Linked DNA regions of Homo sapiens: regions 2, 3 and 4 are each linked to region 1. Evidence: chromatin contacts called from ENCODE Hi-C or POLR2A ChIA-PET data. All regions are on one chromosome and are shown on one strand. Each heading gives the region's core, a stretch centred on a gene start or an enhancer-like site at or near the end of the contact. The rest is flanking DNA. Distances are from core to core; before and after follow the strand shown. Region 1 overlaps ARHGEF28 (Rho guanine nucleotide exchange factor 28). Region 2 overlaps LINC01331 (long intergenic non-protein coding RNA 1331). Region 3 has its middle 42 kb from the start of LINC01331. Region 4 holds the start of HEXB (hexosaminidase subunit beta).

What was found. A loop is a pair of places that touch in the nucleus more often than their neighbours do. ChIA-PET counts read pairs that join two places held with the same protein, here RNA polymerase II (POLR2A). Pooled maps may share reads with other maps.
Region 2: a pooled map shows a loop between it and region 1 (4-fold over the local background). The contact joins two enhancer-like sites. A Hi-C loop is called at or near these places in 10 of 37 single-sample maps with no recorded cell type and 3 of 50 pooled maps.
Region 3: a loop to region 1 is called in a map of GM12878, with 4 times the contacts of the local background. The contact joins two enhancer-like sites. A Hi-C loop is called at or near these places in 1 of 168 maps with a recorded cell type or tissue (GM12878), 17 of 37 single-sample maps with no recorded cell type and 16 of 50 pooled maps. POLR2A ChIA-PET finds 5 or more read pairs at or near these places in 1 of 52 experiments (GM12878).
Region 4: a map with no recorded cell type shows a loop between it and region 1 (7-fold over the local background). The contact joins the promoter of HEXB here to the enhancer-like site in region 1. A Hi-C loop is called at or near these places in 1 of 37 single-sample maps with no recorded cell type and 9 of 50 pooled maps. POLR2A ChIA-PET finds 5 or more read pairs at or near these places in 1 of 52 experiments (naive thymus-derived CD4-positive, alpha-beta T cell).

What each region holds. Positions count from the first base shown.
Region 1 is chr5:73,898,037-73,900,765 of GRCh38, reverse strand. ARHGEF28 (Rho guanine nucleotide exchange factor 28) reads right to left here. Exons shown (of 36, transcript NM_001177693.2): 30 at 2,673-2,729. Among named protein-coding and RNA genes, the nearest start is that of LINC02122, 200 kb to the left of the region's middle. Within about 2 kb of position 1,450, at least 2 of the 41 ENCODE cell types and tissues checked have a DNase peak (open chromatin) inside an H3K27ac peak, as active enhancers do.
Region 2 is chr5:74,489,573-74,492,272 of GRCh38, reverse strand. The region is part of intron 2 of LINC01331 (long intergenic non-protein coding RNA 1331); the gene reads left to right. Among named protein-coding and RNA genes, the nearest start is that of LINC01331, 46 kb to the left of the region's middle. RefSeq lists enhancers at 861-910, 1,501-1,560. Within about 2 kb of position 1,337, at least 3 of the 41 ENCODE cell types and tissues checked have a DNase peak (open chromatin) inside an H3K27ac peak, as active enhancers do.
Region 3 is chr5:74,577,901-74,580,600 of GRCh38, reverse strand. No RefSeq gene overlaps it. Among named protein-coding and RNA genes, the nearest start is that of LINC01331, 42 kb to the right of the region's middle. Within about 2 kb of position 1,325, at least 4 of the 41 ENCODE cell types and tissues checked have a DNase peak (open chromatin) inside an H3K27ac peak, as active enhancers do.
Region 4 is chr5:74,683,851-74,686,550 of GRCh38, reverse strand. It overlaps HEXB (hexosaminidase subunit beta), which reads right to left and starts at 1,318. Exons shown (of 14, transcript NM_000521.4): 1 at 992-1,318. The coding sequence starts at 1,290. RefSeq lists enhancers at 341-430, 441-490, 551-600, 1,106-1,606 and a silencer at 1,291-1,630.

The sequences.
Region 1 (2,729 bases), core at 201-2,700:
TCTTGTGGCCAGTGCAAGAGCAGCAGACGATAAACAAGGTTTAGGAGGAAGGAGGAGTCCGAAGCAGGAGGGAGACATCTTTCTAGGAAGGCGGAGATGGCTAATACTTCACGGTCTCATAGTCATACAAACCAAGAACCTGTCCCTATCTCTGAATAACTTATTTTTTAACAATTTCTAAATGTGTTGTTTTTCTCACATTTCTTGTTATGCTTTAGATTTACAAATACTATGTATTTAAACTATGAAAACATAGAAACTAGTCCCGAAATATTTTTAAGTACCAAATACAGATTTCACTTCATCCATTAAATCTCTGTTGGCAGGATTTTATTTCTTTACCCATGTGAACTCAGTTAAAACTTAAACTGTGCCCACCTTGCACTGATTAAAACTAGAATTTTCAAAGCCCAAAACAGTGTTTTATTAGAACCATGTCCAATCCAGACCCTGACAAAATCGATATTCACTTTATGACACTGTTTGTTTGTATAATTTTTATTGTGTCTTTTTAAAACTTTATTTCCAATATAGGAAATGCTTTTTTCTTTAATAAAAATACTTATGTCTTTGGAAAATGAGAGTCCTCTAGGATTTCAAAGACCTCTTCTAATACAAAGAAGTTTTTGTCTAAACGGAAACGGCTTCAGATGAGATCAGCTAAAAACAAGTCCATTTTGTTCAAGCTGATCAGCACTTATTCACTTACAATGAGGGACATTTTATAGGTTTCTCTGTCATTTGAAAAATGGTTCTACTATTGGGTGCTATTCCTAACTCTTAAAGAGTGGCCAAAGGCATCACTAAAGAATTCACCACTCTGTTTCTCACTCCCTCATAGAAATTAGGAAAATCAAATGGGAAAGAAGCTGATGACAAGGCAGAAGAATAAAACACAGATCAGGTCCCTGTCCCTGTATCCAATTTCAGGGTGGGCCAGAGGGTCTCCAGTGAACAGAACTTTCCTAGAAGTAGAAGATACTCATCATGTATACTGAAGACTGAAAATAGAGCTGTCTGCTTGGCTTATAACCTCAGGCTGACATAAGCCTGATGAAGAAGAGCCCAGTTCTCCAAGTCATTTGCAGAACCGACCCATTCAGTCACAGTTGTAGACCTTCATTTAGAACTAGCCTTGTGCCTTGAACAACTTTATAAAGAGAATCAAACTCTCATAGCACCATGTTCCAGTCTGACCCAGAACTGAAGAGGCCTTGGGGTACAGGACCCCACCAGCCAGCTTCGGTACTTCCTCTACCTGAATCCCGACATCAGACCCCTCTAAAGAGCCTCTCAATGGTTCTGGCAAATGCCACGGGTGTCCCTTTGAAACTCTCCCCAGTCATGAGAGATGTGGATACAGACAAGGAGACCTTCACTGCCTGGCCTGAAGGGAGGGAAGGCACGACCGCGGGCTCGGGCAGCTGCAGAGGGGAGCCTCTCCAGCTGTCCCTGGGGCGAGGCTGAGAGCAGCAGATCCCTCAGCAGATCCCTGCACGTATTTTTAGACAGAGACTCCTCAATGGCATAATGAGGTTCTTCTTTTAAAAGGAAATCACCCAGGGCAGTACAACTCCCCTGATGAATCTGGGCTGTGTCAAAATGAAAAACATACGTGCGCATTCTGAAACTAGAAACTCAGGATTAGATAAAGCAGAACTTGAGAGAGGAAGATAATTAGTGGTGCTGATGTTTAAAAAAGAAAAAAAAAAGAAGTATAGAATTAAAAAGCTATACTGCATCTATATATCTTAATTAATCAAGGGATGTTGTTAAAGAAGTTCTGAGTTCAATTTAATCTTCCAATCTTGAGTTCAATTTAATCTTCTGATCTCTAACTACTGAAGACATTTTATCCATTTTATCTTACGCACATAAGACCTTGTGGAAGTAAGGTTGTTACCACCTGCACAGGATGAAAAGTATACTCTTTATGCTCTTATCTTAGAAACCTTTATGGAACTAAGTAGCCTACAACTATACATATAACAGGATAGCTAGGTTCGGGGAAATTACCTAAACCAAATCTCTACATTCTATTTTTTTTTATATTTAAAATGTTTTGAAACAATGTTTTCATAAATGAATTCTGACATGAACTAAAGTGTAGGATGGCACAGATCAAGAATTTTCTGGCACTTCTGCTTTAACCATACCACCAAACTTCGTGTGTGTGAGAGAGAGAGAAAGAGAGAGGGAGAGAGAAAGGAGGGAGACGGAGGGAGCCGTGTGTATATTTCTGGTTTTCTGAGTTGTTTTCTCAGTTGATGCACATGAGATTAGGTTTAAGGGCTTGTTCTGTAATTGACCGCAGGGACTCCTTTTTTAAAAAACCTGAAAAGTTAAAAAGTTCTTTCAAAACTGTAATGAATAAATCATATCAAAAATGAGGCAGGGTAGGGGTTGGGGAAGGTCCGATATTTGGCCGGCAAACAGAGCAGTATAACCCACCAACTACTCTTTAGATCCTCATACTTGAAACCCCAGTGTCATTATTATATGCCTATGATATTCATTTAGGCTAGCATATTTATTCTCAGTTTTTTTCTAATTTAAAAAAATATATCAAGTCCCCTTCAACCAGAGACAGTCATTGCCTTTACTTTACGTGACCACTGTAAGCTCCAGGGACTGTGCTCAGGCTCATTGCCAAGGCCTGCATTTTCACTTACAGGCAGTCGGTGATCCTGGTACATCATGAGAACTGAGTGTGTCCGCCAAGACAGAGT
Region 2 (2,700 bases), core at 88-2,587, 590 kb before region 1:
GAAAATTTGAAAAAAAAAGTATGTCACCAAAGCAGTGGAAAATACCCACCCTGTGGTTTTAGGATTTGCTGTTCAAATTGTATGAGAGCTAAAAATTCAGAGAGGGAATTAGCTAGGAGTCAGGCTGCCCATACATGTTATTCATGTAATTAGATGATGAGAAGAGAATTCTAAAAGCTTCCAATTCAATTTCTTTCATTTAGGGTATTCTTATTTAATTATCTGTGATCCTAAGGGAGCAGCCTGAGAAAGTGTTGAAAATATGGGGAACAAAGAGAGACAAGAAAATCTGAAAGTGATTGTAGTTAATCTAATGTATGTACTTTAGGATTTTGGTCAGAGAGATTCACAGCCCATTGGGTCCCTTCACATTTCCTTGATACACTAATAGAATCTGATTTCCTAGTGTCAGAATGAGAAATTCTGCATAACATCAGAAACACATATATTTAGAGAAGCTGGAAAGTGACCAAGTGTAAGCTGACTGCCCATCTGGCAGCTGGAAAGATGAACTAATATGACTCTTGAGCCCCAAGTTTGGTATGAAATAGCAGGAAGAGCTGGACTAGAGAACATTATTGTAGAGAGTGCTCTCACTGGATGTCATGGGAGGAAATCATTGGCTCTGCTGATTCTTTCTGAACAACCCAAGAGGCTTTGTCTGGTGTATCAGATGCTTTTAATTGATTTCAGTAGTTTTATCTCATTTTCTGGGTGATCTAACTGCAGAGTGTGAGTGAGCAGAACAGGATGCCATTGCTGAGAAAAGCATTATTCATGTCATTGGAGGAGATTTTTAGACAAAGGAACACCTAGAAGTATGCTCTTGATACCGTTATCCTGATGGGTTGGTGAGGGAAGTCACCAAGTCTCTGAGTCAGAGGACTTCTCTCCTTTAGCCTGAGAAAACTCGACTTCCAGGGTTGCCAGTCTGCTAACGATATGGGAGAAGAGTCCGTAATTCCCACACCAGTGAGTGCCCTCCTTGAATCTGAGTGGAGAATTTCATTATATTGACTCATTTTTGAGCAAGAGACGCCCAAATATGTAACGTAGCACTATCCTTCTCTTATATTAGGTTGAGCTATATGAAAGTGAAGATAGTCAACCTTCTTTTTCTAACTTCAGAAATGACAATTTCATATAGTTCAATCTAATATGTTAGCAAAACTCAGTAGTGGTGTGAAATATAGGGGTGCTTTATTCTTCATGAGACCATTACGGCCTGTTATTTTCACTTCCTATTGAGCTCTCTGAAATAAGCCAAATTGAAACTCCCTCTTGATTTCACACAGATGGGGCACCAGCTCTGCCCATTCATGCAGCACCATTAGTCTTCAGTGCCTGCCACGGCCCAGGTCTGCCCGACTGGATTTTCTGCTTCTCTGTTTGGGTAGCCAATGTCAGGTTCATGGATTATGCTTTTGCTGCATGTCTGCTATTACTAACACAGAGAGCTGTCCAGTGATTCCCCACTTGTTTTTAAAGAGATCACCTTGCTTTCCTTTATCTCTTGTTTTGGCAGGGGGTGGGAGGAAGGTTCTTTTTTTTTTTTTTTTTTTTTACAAAGCTTTTGCTCAAATTTTGTCTCAGCATCATCAAAAAATTACATGTCAAATACTCATGTAGCTGAATTTTTTTTTCTTTCAAACAGACATTTTCTGGCTTTGCTGACGCATATCTTGGCTATTGTATCACGGCAACACAGCAACTCATATTATTTATTACTTATCCTGTAGCATATTAACTTTGTTCCCATATCTATGCCTCTAGGATAAACTTTAGGCAAAGTTTTTTCTCCATTAAAAAAATTTACATTTACATTTACATTAAACTTTATCTGTAACAGAGGAGGCGTTACAAATCAACATAGACAATTATCTAACCATATTGCTCCCCACCCAAAAAGAGTATACCTTTCACCAGTATAAAAATAAGGTTCAAGTGGATTGGAGAGCTAAATATGAAAATCACAACTTAGAAACTTTTAGAGAAAAAAGAGGGAAGATTAACATTTGAAGACATTGGAACAGAAAGGAATTTCTTAAATGAAACATAAGGAACATATAACAAAGAAGATTTATACACCTGACTACATAAAAATTAGTAAACTTCTGCATGACAAAGCACTGTAAATAGAACTTAAAATAAAACTCAGACTGGGAAATTTTTCCATTTCTAAAATTCAACAAACAATAGGTATCAAAAATATATGAGTGATTTCACACCAACAATTTTAAAAATGGGAAAAAGTATAAAGGGGCAGTTCCATAGAGAGGAAGGGCAAATGGTGAACAACAACTGCAAAGACGCTCAACCTCATGAACGACCAAGGAAATGCAAATGAACACACCAGTAAGACACCATTTCGTATCCACCAGACAGACAAACTTCAAAAGGCCTGCTAACACCAAGTGTTTGTCAAGGATCTAGGTAAATAGAAACTCATATTCATTGTTGGTAGAAGGCAGATTTTGCACTATTCCTTTGTAGAGCAAATTGGCGATACCCAGTAAATCCTCTATGACTTAGTTATTTCACTTCTAAGTATGGTTATGCATTGCTTAATGATGGGGATACATTCTGAGAAATGTGTGGTTAGGTTGTGTGAACATCATAGAGTGTATTCACACAAACCTAGACAGTATAGCCTCCTGCACACCTAGGCTATATGGTATAGCCTATTGCTCCTAGGCTACA
Region 3 (2,700 bases), core at 76-2,575, 680 kb before region 1:
ATGGGGTGACAGACTTTTCTTGGAATGCAGGTGGGGGCTGGCTTCCCATTCTCCCTGGGGAAGTAAACACTTTCCGTATATCCTTCACCCTGACTTCCATCTGTGGTTCAGGTCCCACAGATCTCTTAAAGTCCAAGAGGGCTGTGGAGGTGATGGGTGCAAAGCTTTTCAAAATTTCATGCAAATTTTGTGATGTATACTTTTTCTAGAGAATAGGTCTATTCCTTTAAATACCTTTATGTTCCCCCAAATGTGAAGAACTACTACGTTATCCACATTTCTGCTACACAGGCTTCTGGGGAATTATTTGTGTGGGAACAAACACAGATCCTACATGAGAAATAGGGGATGAGCAGGCCATGTGGCTTGGGGCCTCAAGCTTGAGGGTGGGGCTCCAGTGTTGCTGTTTTTAGTGGCAAACTTGTTCATGACTAGTAGTCAAGGTTCAACAGTAATATTGCTTTTAAATAAAATTCCTCAACTCGCCTCCCACATTAGCCAAATCTGAGGGTAGGAAGACCACCTCAAGATCGAGGGTCCTCAAAACTGGAAAGCCGGGGCTTCACAGAGGCTCTTTGGAGAGCTTGGGCATGGCCTGGTTCCAGCAGAGAATCTGGAGCAAGTATCTAGGAGTGGTTTTCTTTTTTCAGTAAGCATGGAAAGGAAAAAGTTGGGAGAGACTTTGCCTGAAATGAAAGCCCCTCGTACAATATTGCGCCCCCCAAAATCAAACAGTGACTTTCTGCTCCTGTGGCCAGAAGAATCTTCAAGTTTCAGAGAAAGCATCATGGCATATATATATAAATTTGAGACGGAGTATTGCTCTGTTGCCCTGGCTGGAGGGCAGTGGAGCGATCTCAACTCACTGCAACCTCCGCCTCCCAGGTTCAAGTGATTCTCCTGCCTCAGACTCCTGAGTAGCTGGGATGACAGGTGCCTGCCACCATGCCCGGCTAATTTTTGTATTTTTAGTACAGATGGGGTTTTACCATGTTGGTTAGGCTGGCCTCAAACTCCTGACCTCAAGTGATCTGCCCGCCTTGGCCTCCCAAAGTGCTGGGATTATAGGCGTGGGCCACTGTGCCCAGCCCGGATCCATATTTTTGTACAACGAGAGATTCACTTTTAGCTCTCACTTTAAGCAGGAAGTGGTTCTTTCTGACTAAAAAGGGGTTTAGCTGCCACACCTTCCATTTGCTGGACAATACAGTAAGACAGAGAGAGAGTGGTTACTGGGAGTACAAGCGATAACACTGTGCTGTCATTCCTGGGGTTAGCAAGCCACAAAGACTAAGGACTACTTGTGGTTGGAAACAAGGGCCCGGAAGCCGGCGGTGCACACTGAGAGGCATCGTCTGAACAACTGGGGAAACACAAATGAGGCTCCACATCTTGATCAATCCTGTTTATCACAAGGGAAGAAATTATGACTGGTTTTGTGCTAAAGAGAAATTAAAACTGAGATCAAAAGCAGTTATACACACTTTATGTTTATTTAAAATGCACACATACATGGTACCCATGCAAAGTAAACTGTGCATAATTCTCATGGAGAGCGTTTTTTTTTTGTTGTTCTAACAGTATCTTTTGTTGTCCTCACAGGGTTGTGAGTTAAGGAACTCTTAGGTAATGTCGTATTGAGGTACCTGATTTGGTAGACACGCCAAGATGTTGAAAGTCAGTATCAGGGCTCAGAGCATGAAAATCCGGGGATCCCCTTTGTAGAACTCTGCCTTAAGAAGGCTATTTCTATCTGGGTTTACTTCTGTTACACATAGTTTTAGGATTGTGGCTACCATGTTGAGTGTTTCTGTGACCACCAAAGTTCTATTTCTCTCTGTTACTAACTCTTTGAGTTTTAGTGCCTTTGTTTAGAGAGATTAGGGGAAAAACAGATTTTTTTTTTTGTATAATTGTTGAGTAGTGTAATTTTCAAATAATAATAATAATAAGCATTTCCTATAACTTAGGCACTATTTTAGTTGCTTCACATGTATTAAATCAGTGACATTTCACAATCACATCATGAAATAGGTGCCGTGTTTATCCCCATTTTACAGATGAAGAAGCTGAGGTGCTGAGAGATTGGAAACTAGCCTGAGGGGAATAGCTAGTAAGCAGCAAGGCCAGGACGCAAACACTGGCAATCTGGTCCCTTACTGATGCCATGCTTCTCTTCAGAGCGCCCAGCCTTTCAGCAAGATTCTCCAAAAAGGTTGTAATGATAAGGCTGGTCTTAGCAGTCTCTGGGCACGGGGCTTGCTCCTGTCACTGCTGGGCAAGGGTGGGTTGCTTGCTGTCTGTGGGCTCTCTCTTGCCTCTGATGAAGAAGGGGAGGAGGTTGGTGACACAGTGTCTTAAGTCGAGCATATGCATGCCTCTGTTTAACTCCTAAGGCATCTGTGTTGGGCACATAATGACAGAGAATTAATATTCAATGATCTCTTGACTGATTTTCCGCTTGTATAATATATGTTCCCAGGCAAGAAAATTTTCGTGGTATCAAAGCAAAGTGGAAATCAGAAAATGTGAAGGTAGTCTAAATGTCTTGCAAGCAGAAGTTTGGTAGGACCAGACATACGATTTAGTTAATGGTCTATTACTTTCCACTGAAAAGCTTGTTTTATATTAAAAATGGATCATTTCATTTGAAGTACAGTTGGTCCTCTGTATTCATGGGTTCTGCAGCCAACGATTCAA
Region 4 (2,700 bases), core at 69-2,568, 790 kb before region 1:
GTCAGAACACATTATTCAGTTAGTTTGACATTCCCTCCCCACCTGTTCAGGGTCCTGCAAGCACACTTAAGCTCTATAGTATCCACTGGGTACAGCGACAGGCTTGGGGAATGCCAGGAGGCAGTACAGTTAGCACCAAATTACAATTCTGCAGGGCACGATACGCCTTCAGGACAGTCCCACCTACACAGGTCTCACACTGAGGGGACAGTGTGTGGCGTCTTCAAACATCTCCCCAGGGGAACCTGCCTTGTCTATGGTGTGATTGGCTGACTCCCATGACAAAACTCACCCTGTCTGCAGCCAAAGGGTGAGAGAGACAGAGGCGCTATCTAGGGGTCTGTAAAAGAGGAAGCAGGGAGAGCAGGCAACATGATCGGTGTTGAGAAACAAAGTTGGATACTGCCTAACCACTGACCGCAGAAACGTAGTCAGATGCAAACATGTCACATTTTATATGGAAGAGATTTTAGGAGAGAGGGCAGTTTTAGGCAGTGCTCGAAACTGAGGACTTCTGCCATTTGAGCTGTTACCAGGAGATGTGAGGAGAGGTGAGGGGGCGAAACTGGCCTATAAATGACAGTCAGCTTTGGGGGATTCCTGGTCCCTCAAGAGAGCTTGTCTAAGCCCTTCGGGTAACTTATCCCTTTGCACGTCCTTCAAATAAGGAGCTGTCACTTTCCTCCCCAGCTCCGGTGTCCCCTCCGTCCATGCCATTTGCCCAACAAGGCCTCAGAGCAAACTCCCTCTTCCACTTACTATCCGGCTCTCAAACCAGGGTTCCTGAGCACCCAAGGTGTCCCTTAAGAAGCAGTAGGAGGGTGGGGGCAAGAGCGTGGGTTCAGTCCATGTGGCGCTGGGCAGATCGCCTGCCAGCTCCCAGGCGGTTTCTCGTCTGCGCAGTGGGGTGGTGAGGGTCTGCACAGCGCTCCGGGGTGGTCCGCCTCTCCCCTCCCCCAGGACAACTCCCGGCCGGGCCGGGAGCGCTCACCGTCGAAACGCTTCCTCCAGCAGGGTGCAGGAGGGGCCCGCCGTGGAATTGGGGCTGTGGCTGATGTAGAAGTTCTCCGGGGCGAGATGCAGCAGGTTCGGGGTCATCTTCACCAAGAGCGGCAGGGGCCACAGCGCCGGCCCCGGCTTGGCCGAGACGCTCGGGGCCCGAGCCGCCTCCGCCACCTGCACCACCAGCGCCACCTGAGTCAGCAGCGCCAACATCGCCGCCAGCAGTGTCGCCAACAGCAGCGCCAGCAGCATGGGCGGCCGGGGCAGCCCCAGCCCGCACAGCTCCATGGCCGCTCGGCTGCTTTCCGCCCGGTCTGCCGAGCCGGAGCCTCGGGACCCGACTTCCCGCCCGGCCCGGATCAGAGGAAGCGCGGCCGCGGGTGAGTCACCGAGTCAGATGACTGCGCGCGCCCGCCCCCGACTCCGCCTCCAGGCCCCGGGAGCGTCCTCGCCCAGCCCGCCCTGTCCAGGTCACCTCGAGAATTTCCTCCAGGGGTGCCCTCGGGTAGGAGCAGAGCCCAGACAGCAACCTCAAACACGGGATGGCTAAAGTAAGAAAAATGCCCGGTGCTGGCCGTACGTGGTGGCTCACGCCTGTAGCCCCAGCACTTTGGGAGGCCGAGGCGGGCGGATCACCTGAGGTCAGGAGTTCAAGACCAGCCTGGCCAAATTGGTGAAACCCCGACTCTACAAAAATACAAAAATTAGCCGAGCATGATGGCGGGTGCCTGTAGTCCCAGCTACTCGGGAGGCTGAGGCAGGAGAATCTCTTGAACCCGGGAGGCGGAGGTTGCAGTGAGCCGAGATCGCACCACTGCACTCCAGCCTGGGTAACAGAGCAAGACTCCGTCTCAAAAAAAAAAAAAAAAAAAAAGAAAAGAAAAAGAAAACGGCCCAGTGCACAGGCTCGGGACGCCAGGCCGACACCGGGTCGCCGCTCACGCTGTCAACACGGGCGCTCTCCTGTGGATCCCTGGCTTCGGTGAAGCTGGAGAAGCCAAGCTTGAGGAGCACCTTTCTCCTCTCAGCCCAACCACCAGATAACCGAGATGAGAGCTGAGTTTATTTGCTCCTAAGTCTAGGCTTTTCTGTAACAGCACTTCAGCTGTGGTCAATAAAGCCTTCCTATCAGAACTCCCTGGGGCAGAGCATGCCCAAGGAATCCTGAGAGAGAACATCTTGGCTCATCTGTGTGGGTCCCGATATAAAGGATCCCAACTGACAAGTTTGATTTCATAACCCATCCCTAAGGAAGAGCCAGTGAAGTCACATGACGAACACGGACTGGAGATGCCAAAGGGAGAAGAGGTGTTCTCTTACCAGAAGGAGAAAACGCTAGGCAGACCAAAACCACAGATCTGCTATATAAGTATTCTGAAAATGAGGGTGGAAGAGCTTTAAGGAAAGACTTCAAAGAAATGTAATGATTAGGCCAGGTGCGGCGGCTCACGCCTGAAATCCCAGCACTTTGGAAGGCGAAGGAGGGCGGATCACAAGTTCAGGAGTTCGAGACCAGCCTGGCCACCAAAGTGAAACCCCGTCTCTATTAAAAATACAAAAATTAGTTGGGCGTGGTGGCGGGCGCCTGTAATCCCAGCTACTCAGGAGCCTGAGGCAGGAGAATCGCTTGAAACCGGAAGGTGGAAGTTTTAGTGAGCTGAGATCACACCTCTGCACTCCAGCCTGGGCAACAAGAAC